2 separate regions of the Homo sapiens genome follow, and region 2 is linked to region 1. A link is a loop called in an ENCODE intact Hi-C map of the cell type or tissue named here. Cell type or tissue: heart right ventricle. All regions are shown on one strand.

Region 1 (8,000 bases):
ACTGTCGCTGTTACAGGTCTGGTACTGTCACTGACTAGCAGTATGATTGTAAATAGGTATATTTTTCTGTTGCACGTGGCCTCAAATAAATACATATACATCTAAAAAGGATAAAATGGTACTGTAGTCCACTGTGCTAAAGGGTTGAGGTTTGGGAATTCTTCCAGAGATTTACATTGTTCATCCATGGCCTTTCTTTATTGTATCCTTCCTATTGCATTTGTCCTTTTACCTTCCGGATAATCTAATTCAGTAATTTTTAAGTTCAGCAATGGGAGAGAATGTGAGAGTATGAGTGTAGTCTATACATTATCTATTTAAATTTTAGTTTATTTCTGTGTCAGTTGGAGTTGAAAAATAAGGTGGAGCTTTTTTAAAGCTTTAATGTATAAGTATATTGTTATTCTGTTTCTTTTCTCTGGTACTTATTTCTAATAGTCTGATTGAGAAAGACACTGGTTTTGATAATTTTAGATTTTATTACTGAGGATGAATTGAATAGCCAGTCCCACTGCCCTGCTTTCAGTGTCTAAATGTCACCCACATTGAATGATCCCATGGAAATAAATGGTGAAGATGTTGCACACCTTTGAAACTTGGAAGGGCTATGTCAAAAGTCTTGAGTTCTTTTGCTATATAGGCTGCTGCCTATAGACAACAAATACATTCTGGTTCAATAGTTAGCAGTATGTTCTTGGCTTGTAAATGATCTACTGTTTTTGATGTCCTGTTAAAGATATCCATGAATTAAGCTCCTGTAATAAATATGTGACAGAATTCATCAAAAGTTTATTCAGTTGTGGGTGTGCCAGGCCCTGTTCTGGGCCCTGAAGATATACCAGAAACACACACCAAGCTAAGGCCTTGCTCTGTCAGGCAGCTCACATTCTAGTTGGGAGAGGCAGACACCAAATAAATAAATATTTAATATAACATCAGTTAGTGGAAAGTAGTAAGAAGAAAAATAAGCAGATTAAGGAGATGAGAGTGGCAAGGAATTCTCTGGTAAGGTGACAAATGAAGTGAAGGACAAATAATGATAGTAAATGGTAGCATTATAAATTCTAGTTGCTAAATTTTTTTTCTCTGAAAATATTTTTAAACCTTATAGGTATTAATAGTTGAAAAACAACTCTTTAAAAATAGAATGTATTTCTGTGGTTTTTCTATGTATGGAAATAATGCAGTAGGACACCTGCTTAATTTTTCCAGTGATGCTCAAGGTTTGCATTGACCACCACTGTCTGGCTTGTGTTCCTTGAGGCCAGTGGCTTACATCTGTCAAATGGCTGGCCTGGTCTGAAAGAACAATCTCTGGCAGGACAACTGAGAAGAATGAGATTGAAACCCTGTCCTTGGCACTGTGAACTAGCCAGCTAAGCCAATCAGCACAGCCACCTTGGTTTAAGCCCTTAAAAGAGGGTTGTACTTTTTAAAACTATGCTTAAAATTGAAAATATCTACTAGAAACAGAAGAGAAATATTGTCTCCATTGCTTGCCATTCTTTCAGCTCAGATCATATATATTAATCTATTGTAAAGGATAACTTTCAAGAATTGTTTTTAACAATTTGAATTGTTGTTATTTTCTGTTTACAGTAGTCCCCCCTTATCTGAGGGGGATGCGTTCCAAGACCCCCAGTGGATGCCTGAAACCGTGGATAGTACCAAATCCTATATAGTCTATGTTTTTTCCTATACATACATACCTGTGATAAAGTTTAATGTGTAAGTTAGGCACAGTAACAACAACAACTAATAAAAATAGAACAATTATAACAGTATACTGAAATAACATTTATGTAAATGTGGTGTCTCTCTCTCCGAATATCTAATTGTATGTAGTATTTTCGGACTGCAGTTGACTGCAGAAAGTGAAACTGAGGGTAAGGGGAGACCACTGTATTTTAGAAGAAGCTGACTAATTTGTTCTCTGTCATTTGTTTTAAGTCTATGAGGAGTGTTTTCATAAATGAAGATGCACAGATGGCAGCCAGTTCAATCCTCTTCATATTTTTAAGCTTTTCCAGGTCCATGTTACGTATAGTCTCTGTAATGTGAACAGAATTTATTTTAGTTTTCAAGGTAGCAACATACATATGACATCTTTACCAATGACACACTATGAAATACATGTAGAACCAAGTGCTCTTTTTTCTAAGTTATTCCTAACATTGTTTTTCTCCTTTGTCCCTAACCCAAGCTCATATCTTTCATTAGCTATTCATTTAACAGTTTTGTGGATTCTTTGGCCCCAGTCTTCATAGCATTACAAATAGAAGATGGTTACTTTTCTTTCAAAAGACCCTTGGTCAGAGAGGCAGATGGCACAGTGGATAGGCTTCTGAAGTGGAGAAGTTAGCATAATTTATGGGTTTTATGGATTTATCCTCCTCCTAACATTTCTGTTTCTCCGTTTTGACTTTTGTCATAGTTCAAAGAAGGACATATTTGTTCCCTACTGGCTGTGTTACATCATATGGAATTTAAAGTCACTGGAATTGAGGTAGCAGTGAGAAGCATCATATGATTTAAAATAAAGCTTTGGGTCAATATTTACTGAAGTATTACATCAATATATTTCCTGTTTGGCTGACAAGAGTTAATAGCTGATTTTAAACTTGTTTATCTTTGCTCCTAGACAAAAGTTTTGTTCGAGGAGATTCTAAATTACGTATTTCTTTCTTGATACTGCTATGGAGGTGAAGCACATAGCAAGCCACTTTATCTTATATTTTGTATTGGTAAAAAATTTTATAAATTCTATGTAAGAATACAAAAAAATTAAAAGACCACTGTTTTTTGTCAATCACTTGTCCTTACTCTTAATGGTTTTATATAGTTTGCATGTATATACTAGGTTGGCTTATGATTTTGAAAGTAGAGACTCCCTATTATAATGAAATACTGAGAATGCAGAAAATATCATAGCACAATACTCTCATTGTTCCAGGGAGTTATGTTACTTAACTAAACCTGGATGTCGTTGTATGGAGATTAACAGTATTAAAAGGGGTATGCCACATGGTTTGATCAGTAATAAACCTCACCTCTAAATAATGGGCATTTTAAAATGCACTGAATTAAACATCTTTATGTCTGACTGAGGTCAAGAACATTAATATGCAGTTGCTTAGCAGGGTACCATTTATGCCACTGTTTGTCCAGAAAACATCTTGGTACAGGTTGCTGGGGAAGGGACTTTGATTATAACAGAAATCAAAAGCTTAAGAGTTTCCTTTAGAGACTCTGTGTAATCAGAACTAGAAGAATGAGTTATTAAACTGTAAGAAGCTGAAATTGTTTGGTTTGACATAAATACTTATTGAGCACCCATATGAGTTGGGCACTGTATTAGCTGCAGGGACTACAGTGGTGAGCAAGTGTGGGGATGCCAGAGGCAGATACCCTGGGAAAGGGAATGGAAAGATTGCTTCACTTCTAGCCTGTATTGCCAGGTCTGTTCCACACCTGGAACTCAAGCTGTACTTTGTCCAGTTTTTTTGTAGTCTTTAAAAATGTTCCCCACATACAGTGTTCCTTCCTGAGCTGCTGAGGAAAATGTCTCCCCTTTTAATGAGACCAGCCATATGAATGCCACTCAGAATCATCATGCATCCTTCTAGGATATGAGCTATAAATTGGGGACTCTTACTGGTATGACATAGTGTGTGTGTGTATATATATTATATATATATATATATAAGGCATATGTATATATATATATTAGGCTGAGAATATTTTGTTGTGCTGTGTGACTCAACCAGATGAGTTATTTTGTGAAAATATTAGCATTTTTATAGTGGTTGGTTAATTTAAACTCCACCAAATTTAATTTATGCTAAACCTTCAGTTGAATTATATAACTATGTAGGACATTGGACACATTTTTAATTGCATAAATATAACTATAAAGTAATATAAAATGCTTTCATGCAATGCCTACAAGATTTTTCATTTTTGTGTAGCTCTGTCAGTCAGGGATCCTTAAACTCTTCAAAACCAAATGCTAGAACACGTTGCTGAATAAATAAGGCCCTGGCATTGAACATTGTCTTGTACCTGCCCCAGGTATGTTCCCAACTCTTTTCACTCACTTCTACTATCTCTGCTATAACCAAGAGGTACCTGGGAAGAACCCCTCTCATTCCTCCTTCTTTTCCTAACATTGGAGCTCTTATCACATGTCTCAAAGATACCTGTGCAGTGAACAAGATCTTCACTGAAAGATGCCTCCAGACTTAGGAACTAAATATTTACACTGGCGAGGCAACCTCTAAACTCCTTGGAGCAGTGTCATTCTGCACACAGACCTGAAATGTTTGGGTTATTTGCAACCTTGATCAAGAAATGGGATAATGCCTGAAAAGTGAGTTATTTTTAAAAGAGGGCAAAGAGTAGAGAGTATGGTAGTATGATTGCACAGATACTTCTTAATCTTCCTAAGGAATCTGAAAAATAAGTTAAACTTGTCTTTGATTATTTGACCAAAAGAACTACCAGATTGACTCTTGAGTGGTAGCAATAAAAATAAAATAAAATAAAGAACAAGAGGCAATAGGCGCCTGCTTTGCTTGATCTTCCTAATTTTCTAGGTACAACTTTTTTTTCTCTCTTTTTTTTGAGATGGAGTCTTGCTCTGTTACCCAGGCTGGAGTGCAGTGGCATAATCTCGGCTCACTGCAACCTCTGCTTCCCAGGTTCAAGCGATTCTGCTGCCTCAGCCTCCCAAGTAGCTAGGATTACAGGTGTGCACCACCACGCCCGGCAAATTTTTGTTTTTTTTAATAGAGGCGGGGTTTCGCCATGTTGGCCAGGCTGGTCTTGAACTCCTGACCTCAAATGATCCACCAGCCTCAGCCTCCAAAAGTGCTGGGATTAAAGGCATGAGCCACTGTACCTGGCCTTCTAGGTAAAACTTATAAAGTACTTTTGGACCAGAGAAAAATGTAAAGCTAGGGACTTACTGGGTAGGGAAACGTGTGAGCATCCTTCAAAAGAGCTTTCACCTATTAAGTGCATGTCCCCAGATTGCCTTCTTCCTGGTTACTTCAGCTGTCTGAGTATTTGAATAAATTGTATCTGCCTCAATAAGACCACTTATTTTCATTAAAAAGTACTATCAAAACCATGGTTGGGTGCAGTGGTTCATGCCTGTAATTCCAACACTTGGGAGGCCGAGGCAGAAGGAACCCTGAGGCCAGGTATTTGAGGCTGCAGTGAGCCATGATTGAGCCATTGCACTTCAGCCTGGGGAACAGAGTGAGACCCTGTCCCTTAAAAAAAAATGTAATATCAAAACCATTTGCTTAATGCCCTAAATTGTGTATATGTATTCATTAAGCTTCAAACTTATGTGATAAGATGTTATGTATGCACGTGTGTCTCGGTAAGTATGAGGATGGTAGTGGAGTGTCACAGAGGTTATTTGGCACATAAAGTGAACTTCAAGTCACTTGTCATCACAATGTGCTGTTTCTTCTGCTGCCCTCTGACATTTGTTAGACGTTCTAGCACAGAGGCCACAGATGAGGTGGCTGCACCACCTCTTGCGTCTCCCAAGGAGTTGACTGTCAGCACTCATTTTACACACCCACCTGCAACTTCACTTCCTGGAGGCTTTGTGAGTGTGAAAATGGTCCTTCCTCCCAGAAAGAGTAGAGGCCCCCAGAGTATTATGTTGTAATTTTGAATTGTATAGTATCAGAAATATAACATTTATGAAAATAAACTTGGCCTATATACCCTGGACTTAAACAGATGGTTTCATGATGACTTTAGACATTTTTGGCTTTCCTTTAACTTCCCATTTAGTTATTTTTATGGTCTTGTTTTTAATGTTTTTTGGTTTTTACTGGTATCTGCATTGAAATTCTGCCTTCATTAAAGGCAGGAAGATTAGGAGATAAAGGGAAAAGGTGGTAATGATTAGAAAGGCTGACACTTATAAGAGAAGTCTTGACATATTTTGAAGGTCTTGCTCTGTCACCCAGGCTGGATTGCAGTGGTGCAACCTCTACTCACTGCAACCTCCACCTCACAGGTTCAAGTGATTCTCATGCTTCAGCCTTCTGAGCAGCTGGGACTATAGGTGCCTGCCACCATGCCTGGCTAATTTTTGTATTTCTAGTAGAGACGGGGTTTTGCCATGTTGGCCAGGCTGGTCTTGAACTCTTCGACTCAAGTGATGCATCTGCCTCGGCCTCCCAACATGTTGGGATTACAGGCGTGAGCCACCACACCTGGCCTCTTTTTCTTTTCTTAAGAATCTTTTGCTTTTCCTAATCCTAATTGTGTTTGAAAGCTCTTGCAAATTTGAAGTACAAGTTCAATAATGTAAAATTCATTACATTAAAGAATGAATAAGAAGAATGGTAATTCTTATTGTATGTTAGAGCCGTTCATGATTAAGCAAAAAGCCATAGAACTAGTAGTATTTATTGATTTAGTCAAAGCACCCTTTAATAGAAAACATGTGTTTGACTCTTGGCTCCATAATTATACTTTTTAAAAAGTGAAATTTGAACTTGTTGAACCTACATGTGATAATTTTTAGTAAGCTCTATTTGGATTATTGTTTAAAATTTTCTTTTCAGAGCAAAGAGAAATTATTCCAAGGGCCATTTTCTTCCTGTGTAACTTAATTAGAGAGAAGAGGCCACATGGTGGAGAATGTGGCTAGCCTTTTAATACAGTTTTGACTCCCTCCCTCTCTTTGTAACTGCCACAGAGTGTGGGAGAGTTTAATTTACGTTTCAGTGTTTCAAGTCTTTTTCCTATTGGATAGTTGCTCCTTCTATAAGAATTGTAATGATAATGTGATGATACAGTAAACAAGAACTGGGAACAGAATATCTTTTTTTTTAAGTGAAATTATATTGTTGATGTAAACGGTTGGCTTGACTCCATTTTAGGTAATTCAAGTTTCTTTTTCTCTATTTTTGGGAATAGGTCATAGCAAATGACAGAAGTCCCTTGGTGGGCAAAATTCACTGGGAGAAAATGGTTAAAAAGGTGTCAAGATTTGGAATACGTACAGGCACATTTAACTGTTCCAGTGATCCCAGGTAAGTTGATTAGGCAATTCTTAGAATTTGAGTCCTGACCAGGATCTTTCTTATTTAAAAAGGGCAATGATACTAGAAGCCTGCTTGAACTGAAAGCTTATTATAATGTGTAGCACACTCTTAGTTACATAGGTGCTTGATTAATGGTTTTTGATAAACTGGCAGCTAATGACTTTCACTCTAAGATCTCTCTCTGTCTCCTCTATCTCCCTCTCTCTCCCCGTCCCTTTCTCTGGCTCTTCTGTGTTTTTTCTATTGAAGATATCTCTTAAGATTGTGTCTTTAGTCCTTTTCATTTCACCTTTCTTTTCCAAAGAGATCTCAGCACATTCATGGCTTTAGGTGACACCTCTGTGCTGATATAAATCTTCTATCATTCTGACCTCTAGTTTGCATTTCTTTGCTTATTTCCATTTGCTCTGCAACTATCCCTAGATATATTCTTTTCCCTGAAACCTAGTATCTGAAATCAGATTCATCCTCTTTTTCTTTAATCATCCATGTATCCTTCTACCTTTCTTTTTTCTGTCCTTCGCCGGTTTTCCCCCCCATTTTCTCAAATAAGAATCCTCAGAGGTGTTTTTGTTTATGTTTTGTTTTTTTGTCATCATTTCCAGTATTCAGTCTGTCACATTATTTCTTGTTTTATTATTCCATTATTTCTTCTTTGAAATGCCTTTTTTTCCATTTCTCTTGCTACCAAGTTATAACTTAGTCTCATTCATTGATTGTAGAAAACTCTCCTAAACCATTACTATACCTCCTTTCCTTAGCCTTACATTTACTTCTCTTCTGCTTAGAACCCTTGTTTTGCCCACTAGTAATATAGGGTGAGATGGATGGTAGAGTTCCTCTAAGAGTTGGGAATAGGAGGGAAGTTCCTGTATCTCTTAACTCACATTTAGTCTCCTTATCTACCTGCAAAGCTGTCAT
Region 2 (8,000 bases), 130 kb after region 1:
AATCAGTGGCAGTATAATTACAGAACTTTTGTTATTTTCTTGAAAACTGTTTTCTCACTACCTCAAAAAAGAATTTATCCTACCAAGTGAAGGACAGAATCATCTCTCCCCACCTTCATAATCATACCTGGAAGGCATCATATCTCTAAAATCTTCTCCTGGTGGCCAGTCCTTAAGTTTCAACACCATTGGTTCTTTTTCATTTTTCAAACGATCTGAAAGGTAAACAGAATGAACTATTACTATTTATAATTCAGAAACAGACCAAAATAAATGACAAATTAGCATTTTATGCCTCAACAATACAAATAAAATATGTCTCTGCAAAATTTTCATAACCTGATAAATTTAGTATACAAATATTACTTTTCCTTAATTTTCCCCTCCTACCAACTATCCACCATTTTATTTCTGCAGTGTAAAAAAATCCATTTGTACCCAGGAGGCAGCAAGGTGCAGCAAAATAAAGATCACCAACTAATGGATCTGTGTCAGGGCCTTGTCTTTCCTAGAAGCTTATTAAGCTGCTACTCATTCTTGGGAGATTCAGCCGCTCCCTTTTGCCCACTGCATGTAGGTGGTATTTCAACAGCTGTCATCGATCCAATCTGCTCCTCCTCTACAGTGTTCCAGAAGAAGTGAGCAGCATCCCAACTAACCAACAGCAATGCACGTCAACCATCAAGGGTCACAGGTGTTTAGTAAACCCATTTTTCTGAGGCCAGCATGCAACAGAAATTACTTATTCTGCTCAGAGAGAGAGACTGACCCTATCTGATGTTCTGTCCAGGGACAACAAAGACCAACAGAACAGGTAATAATGCCTCAGTGTTTAAAAGCATAAACATTGTAACAAGGAAGGGGAGGAGAGACGTTAATTTTAAACTCCAAAATCCTGGAAAATGCTGCGGCTGCCACTGATGGGTCTCAGACTCCTGCCATTCCTGTGTCCCCTCCTTTCACATCCCCAACCCCCTTAAAAGATCTTTCATACATACTTGGAACATCTTCAAATCCATCCCAGAAGTCTCCTACTGTGGCTCCTGTGATGATTTCATTGGTCCTACAATTAACTAGGTCTACTTCCTGCTCACCAAACTCTTTCCTGAAGGATTCAGGTTTCCAAAGTTCAGAGTTCAATTTATGATGCACTCCAGACACCATCACTGGCTAAATGAAGAGAAGGAAAACTTTAGTCTGAACTCTGCCAGCTCTGTCCCCACTCCCGAAGGCAGTCCCTCTTCACACTGCTATTGGTATATTTCCATGGAGCTGGTGCTCCGTCTCAGATGGTGATGTGACAGTTTCGGCTTAGTTCTCTGAGCTCCCAAAGCACCTCCAACCTTCACCATTCATCTGCTACACACCCTTGCTCTCAAACTACATGGGTAAGCATCTAGGAGAAAGGATCACCTCTCCTAGTAAGATCTCATTACTTACAGCAAGACGGACTGTGAAGAAGACAAGCGCTGGAAGGAGTGTCCAGTGACACCAGTCACCAGTGAAACAGGGTGACTGACCCCACCGTACTTGAGCCTGTTATTGCCAAGCAGGAATATGGCCTGTGACACCCCTCACTACTACTGGCTGTGTGAGGGTGCCAAATCTTTTGGCCGTCTAAGACAACCCAGAAGCTCTAACCTTTATGTGAAATAGTCTAACATTAAAATATTGACAAGCAAGAAAGAAAGCCTGCCGATAAACTGTATTCAGCCCATCATTTTGTTTCTTGTCTATATATGATTAAATGAGCAAATCCTATTAGTACACTGGATGGAGAAAAACATTTTGGAAATTTATTTTTGGTTAAACACTCACATCTTTCTGTTTGGCAATTCTCCCAAATTCTTGTCCAAGAGCAGAGTGTTCCTTTAGCAAAGACCCTATCTGGCCAAACAGAGAAGCCAGAGATCCAGAAAACAGAACCAAAACAAGAAAGCACAGAAGCAGGCCTAGAAATTCTCCTAAAGATATTAACCGGCACTTAAGATCCAACAACACTGCCCTTTGAAGCAGGCACCTGGGGACTATGTGACACCACGCGGCCCTAGCCCACCTAGAACTGCCTTCAGCACAGGCTTTTCATTCAGGTAAGAGGGGTGCATGATTTTGTAGCACATTTTGTCTGATCTCCCAAATCCCATCAGCCTGTAGTCACACCCTCACTTCCTCTGCTGAAGTTTACCATAGGAATCACCAAGCCTGGATGCCCTCGTCAAAAACCCAACAGGGACTGGTAGGAAGCAACAAAAACCTGACTGGAAAAGTCCAGCTTAGGACCATCTGCTTTAAAAAGTAAGACCCATGGCCACATCCTGACCTGATTATATTCACCTGAAACAATAAAGAATAAAACAGGAGGTGAAGGAGGGGGAAAGCCTGGGGTGGGGTTGTCAGAAGTCTGCTAAAGGAACTGAGAAGGGGGTTCTGAATAGGGCAGGAGGATGGGAGGCCTACATTACCTGCCCTTGTTTCCAGCACTCCCTAAACACATTCCAGTTGCTCTTATTGTTGGGGTCTTGCAAGCACAGCAAGCGATTATCACAAAGCCAATAGTGAGGAGTGTCAAAGCCCAGAATGCTGGGCTTGATGGTTAGTCCTTGAGGCCTCTTAGATAAATCAGAAGTCGTCTTATTTTGCACCAAAGAGGCAAAGATGTCATCAAGGATTTTTGGTGTATTCTTGAGTCCATTTTCTGTCTGAATTGGAGAAAGAACAAAAGTCTCAAATATGTCATTCCCTTACCATCAAGAAACTCCATTCCCATAATGAGTATAGATTACATATCCAGAAGATTCCAAGCCAGGACCCCCAGGCAAAAAGGTACGTCCCCTGTCCCCACTTGACAACTCATAGAAGTGAGGTAACAGGAGAAAGTGGCCCAGCTCAGAACTATAGTCCCATAAAACCCATCCTCCAGTGACTCAGCCTTCTGAACCCACAAAGGTAAGTATGTGATTCAGTCTCCTTTCTACTTTCAGTTCCAACTTCTCTACTCTCTTCCTGTTCTGTCTTCAACTTTAAAACATGGAATACCAACAAACAAACACATACCTTTCCTGTAGAAGAATTCAAGAGATTCCGGAGGAAACCAGAATTGTTGTTGCTTACGGGTGTCAAAATTGTGCTGTTAAACGTATGGAGGACTGTGCTGGATTTGCTTAAAGGTGGGAGGGGTGGAAGGCATTTGATTTCATTCTTTAAAATTGGCATTGTTGGTTGTTTTTCTAAAATAAAACCAAAACATCCAGATGAAAAAACATTCTGAAAGGCAAATCCCTTATTAGTATTCTACTAGCAGAATTACTTTAGAACTTGCTTTCTATTTACTGAAACAAAAAAAATACTTTAGGGAGTAAGTATGAATGATATGATTTACTTAGACGATTCCTCACTGATGTTAAAAACAATAACTATCCAGTACAATGGAATTTTGTAAATTGACCTTTGTATCTAGCAACCCTGACAAATGTTTAGTAAATGTAGATTCTTTTGGATTTTTTGCATGTACTGTCTACAAATATTGGCAGCATTCTCTTTACACATTTTTTTTCCCTGAATGCACTGACCAGGACTTCCAGTACAATGCTTAATAAAGAGTGAAAACAGATATCCTTTGTCTTGTTCTTGAACACAGAAACTGTTTAAAAAAAAAAAAACAAAACCAAACAAACAAAAACCTCAAAGACCAGCTTGGCCAACATGGCAAAACCCCACTTCTACTAAAAATACAAATGTTAGCAGGGCGTGGTGGCAGGCGTCTATAATCCTAGCTATTTAGGAGGCTGAGGCAGGACAATGGCTTGAACCTGGGAGGCAGAGTGCAGTGTTGCAGTGAGCCAAGATCATGCCACTGCACTCCAGCCTGGCTGGACAGAGCAAGATTCCGTCTCAAAAAAACTCAAAACAAATTTTTAAAAAAATTCAACGACTATTTATGATGTCTCCAGTCTTGTTTTTTGGTTTAAACTCTTGATTAAGAATGTTCTTAATTTAAGAAGTTTTTTGTAAATCATTAACAGGTACTGAATTTTACTTAATGTTTTCCTGCATCTTGTCCCATGATTCTTCTACATTTTTGAATGTCAGACTGTATCTTCATTTCTGGAAAAACCTTGAAAAACTTGAATTCTTTTCCGGCCACTTGCTAATTGTCTTACTTCGGCTCAAATGAGCTGGTTTCTATATGCTTCAGCTTCCTCATCAGTAATACAGAAATAATGAGCAGTATTGATGATTGGGCATCACAGAATTACATCACATGTAAAGAGAGGGCCTGGACCACAACAGGAGTTTGAATATTCCTTTTCCTCTTTCTAAGGTATGTATAAACTCACCAGCTGTGCTCTTGCCAGCTTTTCAAATTATTTTTTTCTACAACAGTCATCTTAGACTTAATTTATGAGTTCTTTTAAGAGCTCCTTATCACATTTTTAAAGCTATATAAAGGTTTTTCCAGAAATTCAGATGTAGTCTAACATTCAAATATTCCTTCATTTACAGTGTCAAATTTGATTCATTAAAATTTTGCTCCAGATCTTTGCATGAAAGAAGTGGCCTGCAATTCTTCTCTTCTGTAACACAGCCAGAAGGTGGAAGTCCCTAAATTTTAATGCAGCAAAATTTCTCCTCTTTGGTGCTGCATTTCAAAAACACTTTCATTTGTGGCAGGTTCCAGGATGACTCCAGAGAAGCACTTTCCATTCCACACGACTTCTAACCACTGTTCTCTCAAGTCCTTCCACGAATGGACTAAAATACTCAAGAACAAACACAAAAGCAGGAAACACTCACCCTTGTTTTCCTTGTTGACATTCCCGCTGGTTAGGTCGGCCAGCCAGTTTAGAGGAGATGTGCTGGCTGGACAGGCAGGCTTCATGCTGCCGGCTGGCTTGGAGGCTGCTTCCCCACCCACAGCTGCTGGCTCCAACACTGAGGGATTCTGCTGGAGCACTGCACCAAGAGTCGGTTTTTCTCCAGCTAAAGAAGTCTGTGTTAAGCATTAAAGGACGATTTTACATAAGCTGAAGAATGACAGCTTCCTTTTCTTTTCTTCTCTCCTAATAGCCGACCAACAAGTAAGATAAATATCCAGAACAAAACCACCTAATAGTTAGCCCTGGGTATCCCCACAGCTGCAGTAATCCCGCACTAGTAGAGAATAACTAAAAGGTAGGAGAGATGTCAGCAACTTAAACACAGCAAGGTATTACCCCCCGCACCCTTTCACCAGCCCCTGCTGGTACATATCCCTATTACTCTATGTACCATGCTGGTTTAAAATGACCAGTTTGTGCCTGTCTCCCCTATGAACTCATCCCAGAATTCAGGATAGGCACAGAAAACATGGTTAAAAACGAATAAATGACGCAGGCAGGAAAGGTAAAGCGGTGATTTCAGAAGGAAATGGGATGCAGAGAAAGAGAAAATGCTATTTTGACTTAGCTTTAAAAATGTGATGAGCTCTTAAAAGAACCCATAAATTAAATCTAAGATGACTGCTGTAGAAGAAAATAATTTTAAAAACTGGCAAGAGTGAGTTTATACATACATAAGAAGGAGGAAAAAAAATATTCAAACCCCTGTTGTGGTCCAGGCCCTCTCTTTACATGTGATGTAATTCTGTGATGCCCAATCATCAATATTGCTTCTTATTTCTATATTACTGATGAGGAAGCTGAAGCACATAGAAACCAGCTCACTTCAGCCAAAGTAACACAACTAGCACGTGGAAGGAAAAGAACTCAAATTCAGTTCTGACTCCAAATATTACAAGTCTTCTGCTCTCCCATCCTGCCTTATGACACCACAGCTTTATAGAAATGTAAATTTCTGATTATTAAACACAATGCGGCATACTGATTACTGGAACGAGGGGGAGAAGGGACAGCAAGACGTACATGTGATGGTGGGGAGGAGAGGGATGCCACCAAGGAGAGACATATGAGGACTGAGAAAATTAACATTTTTTACATTGTGTGATGGGCAACTAAAGGTTCATTTCATCATTTCCTTCAACTCTGCATAAACACAGGCAAAATATATTTAGTAATTTTAAAAATGTTAAAGCTTATCTTAATAATTTTAATTCTGCAAAATACACAAAAAATTTTTTTAAACCCTTTACAAATTCGACAGCTACTTATTAGGTAGACTACTTTAGAACTTTGTGCTTCTTCAAGAAACAAAAATGTAAAACCTACTACAAGAGGCCACAGTAGAGTCTACGAAAGTAATGTGAAAAGTCAGAACGGGTCTCTGAACTGTCACATGAACTGTATGAATTCTTTCTCTCTCTCTTTCCACTTGATAGCTATCCCCAGGTTCCTTTCAAATGCACTGATAGAAATCCTTGGGTTATTTGAAAAACAGACAAATGACAATTACAAGAGATGTTGAATTTAACATAAGCAGTAAATACCTGTTTTAGGTCTTCCTTTGAGGCTGGCTTTGAAAAGAGTTTGAATTGCCTGTTTGAACAAGGGCAGTTTGCCTTTATTCCCCATTTCGCTCTTACAGAATGAACAATGTCTCCAACATCATAGAGTGCTAAAGAAAGGGCAGAGGCAAACATCTGAACAAGGATATTAGGAACTTTCAACCTCAACATTACAGAGCAGAAGCTGGCATTCCCCACAGGATTACTTTTCCCACTCCCTCCTTTTCATCCTGCTCCAGAGGCCTTCCCCAAAATGCATTTTCTTTTCTACTACAAAACTATCCCACAAAACTTGACTCGAAAAGTGTTGGAGGAATTATCTAATATATTTCTGGACAACTTACAATACACACTAAAATAAACTTAACGAGTAATAAAGGAAAACAAAACTACCAGCTCCCATGAGTTAACCAAGACAAGGGGAAAGAAAATCACTGCAGCACATGAAATACCTTTTCCAGGAATGATCTGTGTGGGCATTAAGTTCTCTGGTTCATGTATCTGACTCTTCACACATTTTAGCCAAGAGAAAGTCTTGTAAGCAGCACCTGCAAATAACTGATTTGTAGTAACTGTTCTTTACAGACTCTGTCTCCACATGCTTCAAGAAACCCGCCAAACACAAATCAACAAAAACACTTGATTTAACTGTGTAGAGGGGCTGGAGGAGAATCAAATCGGTTCTCACCCTGTTGGCAATTCTTTCTCTTCATCCGGTAGCAGTCCACACATACTCCAAACCCACACCGAGGACACACCCAGTGCAGGTTGAAGATGGTGGTGTCGCACACATCACACATTTCTCGAACACCTTTGACAGCTCGCTTCCAAGCAACCTGTCCTGCAAAAATCAGTAAATCACTTAGTCTTTGGAAGGAGAGGGCTTCTGAAACCAAAAACGAAAGGTAGGGGTTATTGTCATTCCTCCCTGTGACTAGACTTCAAATTAACTTTGTTCAGGCTTCATTGCAAATGCTGTCCTCCACCCCATGAAGTGTTCCTGGATCCCCTCAGCACTCCTAGTAACTTGAATTTGTACTTCAGATTCATGCCTCTTCTCACTTTATGTATTCAGGCACAGTCTCACCTCCCTCTAGGAGAATGAACTCCAAGCAGAATCCCTATTCAGACTGTGCAGCAGTAGTTACACAAGTTGGAGCTCAGACACAGGTTATCACACAACAGTGGTTCTTAACCTCTGAGTCATGAGTCCCTTTCAGAATTTAAAGGCAGCATGTTCCAGGCTTTCTCCAAAGGAAAAAAGAAAAATTTACTCAGATCCACAAACCCAGTAATCTGCACTGAGTATCAGGTTATTCAGATACCCTACATCCACTCAGACTGCCCATTAAAAACTCCAAGGTTCTCAGGGGGCCTGGAGGGAGTTGCACATTAACTTTGTGCAGGCACAATGGTCCAAGATCAGTTTCTTCACCAGTCAGTCAGAAATTCGATTTAGCCAGTGCCAGGAATGATGCAGGCACCCAGGACTAACTCACACTAACCAAACATCCAGCAGATTAAGGCACGACCGGGGATTCCACAAAGCAGCATTTTCTGT

Evidence for each region. Peaks named below come from ENCODE experiments on the same cell type or tissue, not always from the same donor. Only the 100,000 strongest peaks of a DNase experiment are listed, where the experiment ranks them.
Region 2: it touches region 1 in a loop (2.2-fold over the local background); 7 of 110 quality-filtered maps call a loop at or near these places.

What each region holds. Positions count from the first base shown.
Region 1 is chr2:86,611,226-86,619,225 of GRCh38, reverse strand. All of the region lies in intron 3 of RNF103-CHMP3 (RNF103-CHMP3 readthrough), which reads left to right. RNF103 (ring finger protein 103) reads left to right here. Exons shown (of 4, transcript NM_005667.4): 3 at 6,952-7,067. CHMP3-AS1 (CHMP3 and RNF103 antisense RNA 1) reads right to left here. Exons shown (of 6, transcript NR_183901.1): 6 at 1,777-2,050. Among named protein-coding and RNA genes, the nearest start is that of RNF103, 8.6 kb to the left of the region's middle. RefSeq lists a silencer at 1,885-1,934. In heart right ventricle, no CTCF peak of the experiment used is centred here; no DNase peak of the experiment used is centred here; H3K27ac peaks cover 1,363 bases.
Region 2 is chr2:86,477,157-86,485,156 of GRCh38, reverse strand. KDM3A (lysine demethylase 3A) reads right to left here. Exons shown (of 26, transcript NM_018433.6): 13 at 7,128-7,280; 14 at 6,892-6,987; 15 at 6,422-6,549; 16 at 4,795-4,990; 17 at 3,055-3,227; 18 at 2,463-2,699; 19 at 999-1,170; 20 at 128-215. Among named protein-coding and RNA genes, the nearest start is that of KDM3A, 40 kb to the right of the region's middle. RefSeq lists an enhancer at 2,152-3,351. In heart right ventricle, no CTCF peak of the experiment used is centred here; a DNase peak (open chromatin) is centred at 4,886; H3K27ac peaks cover 3,370 bases.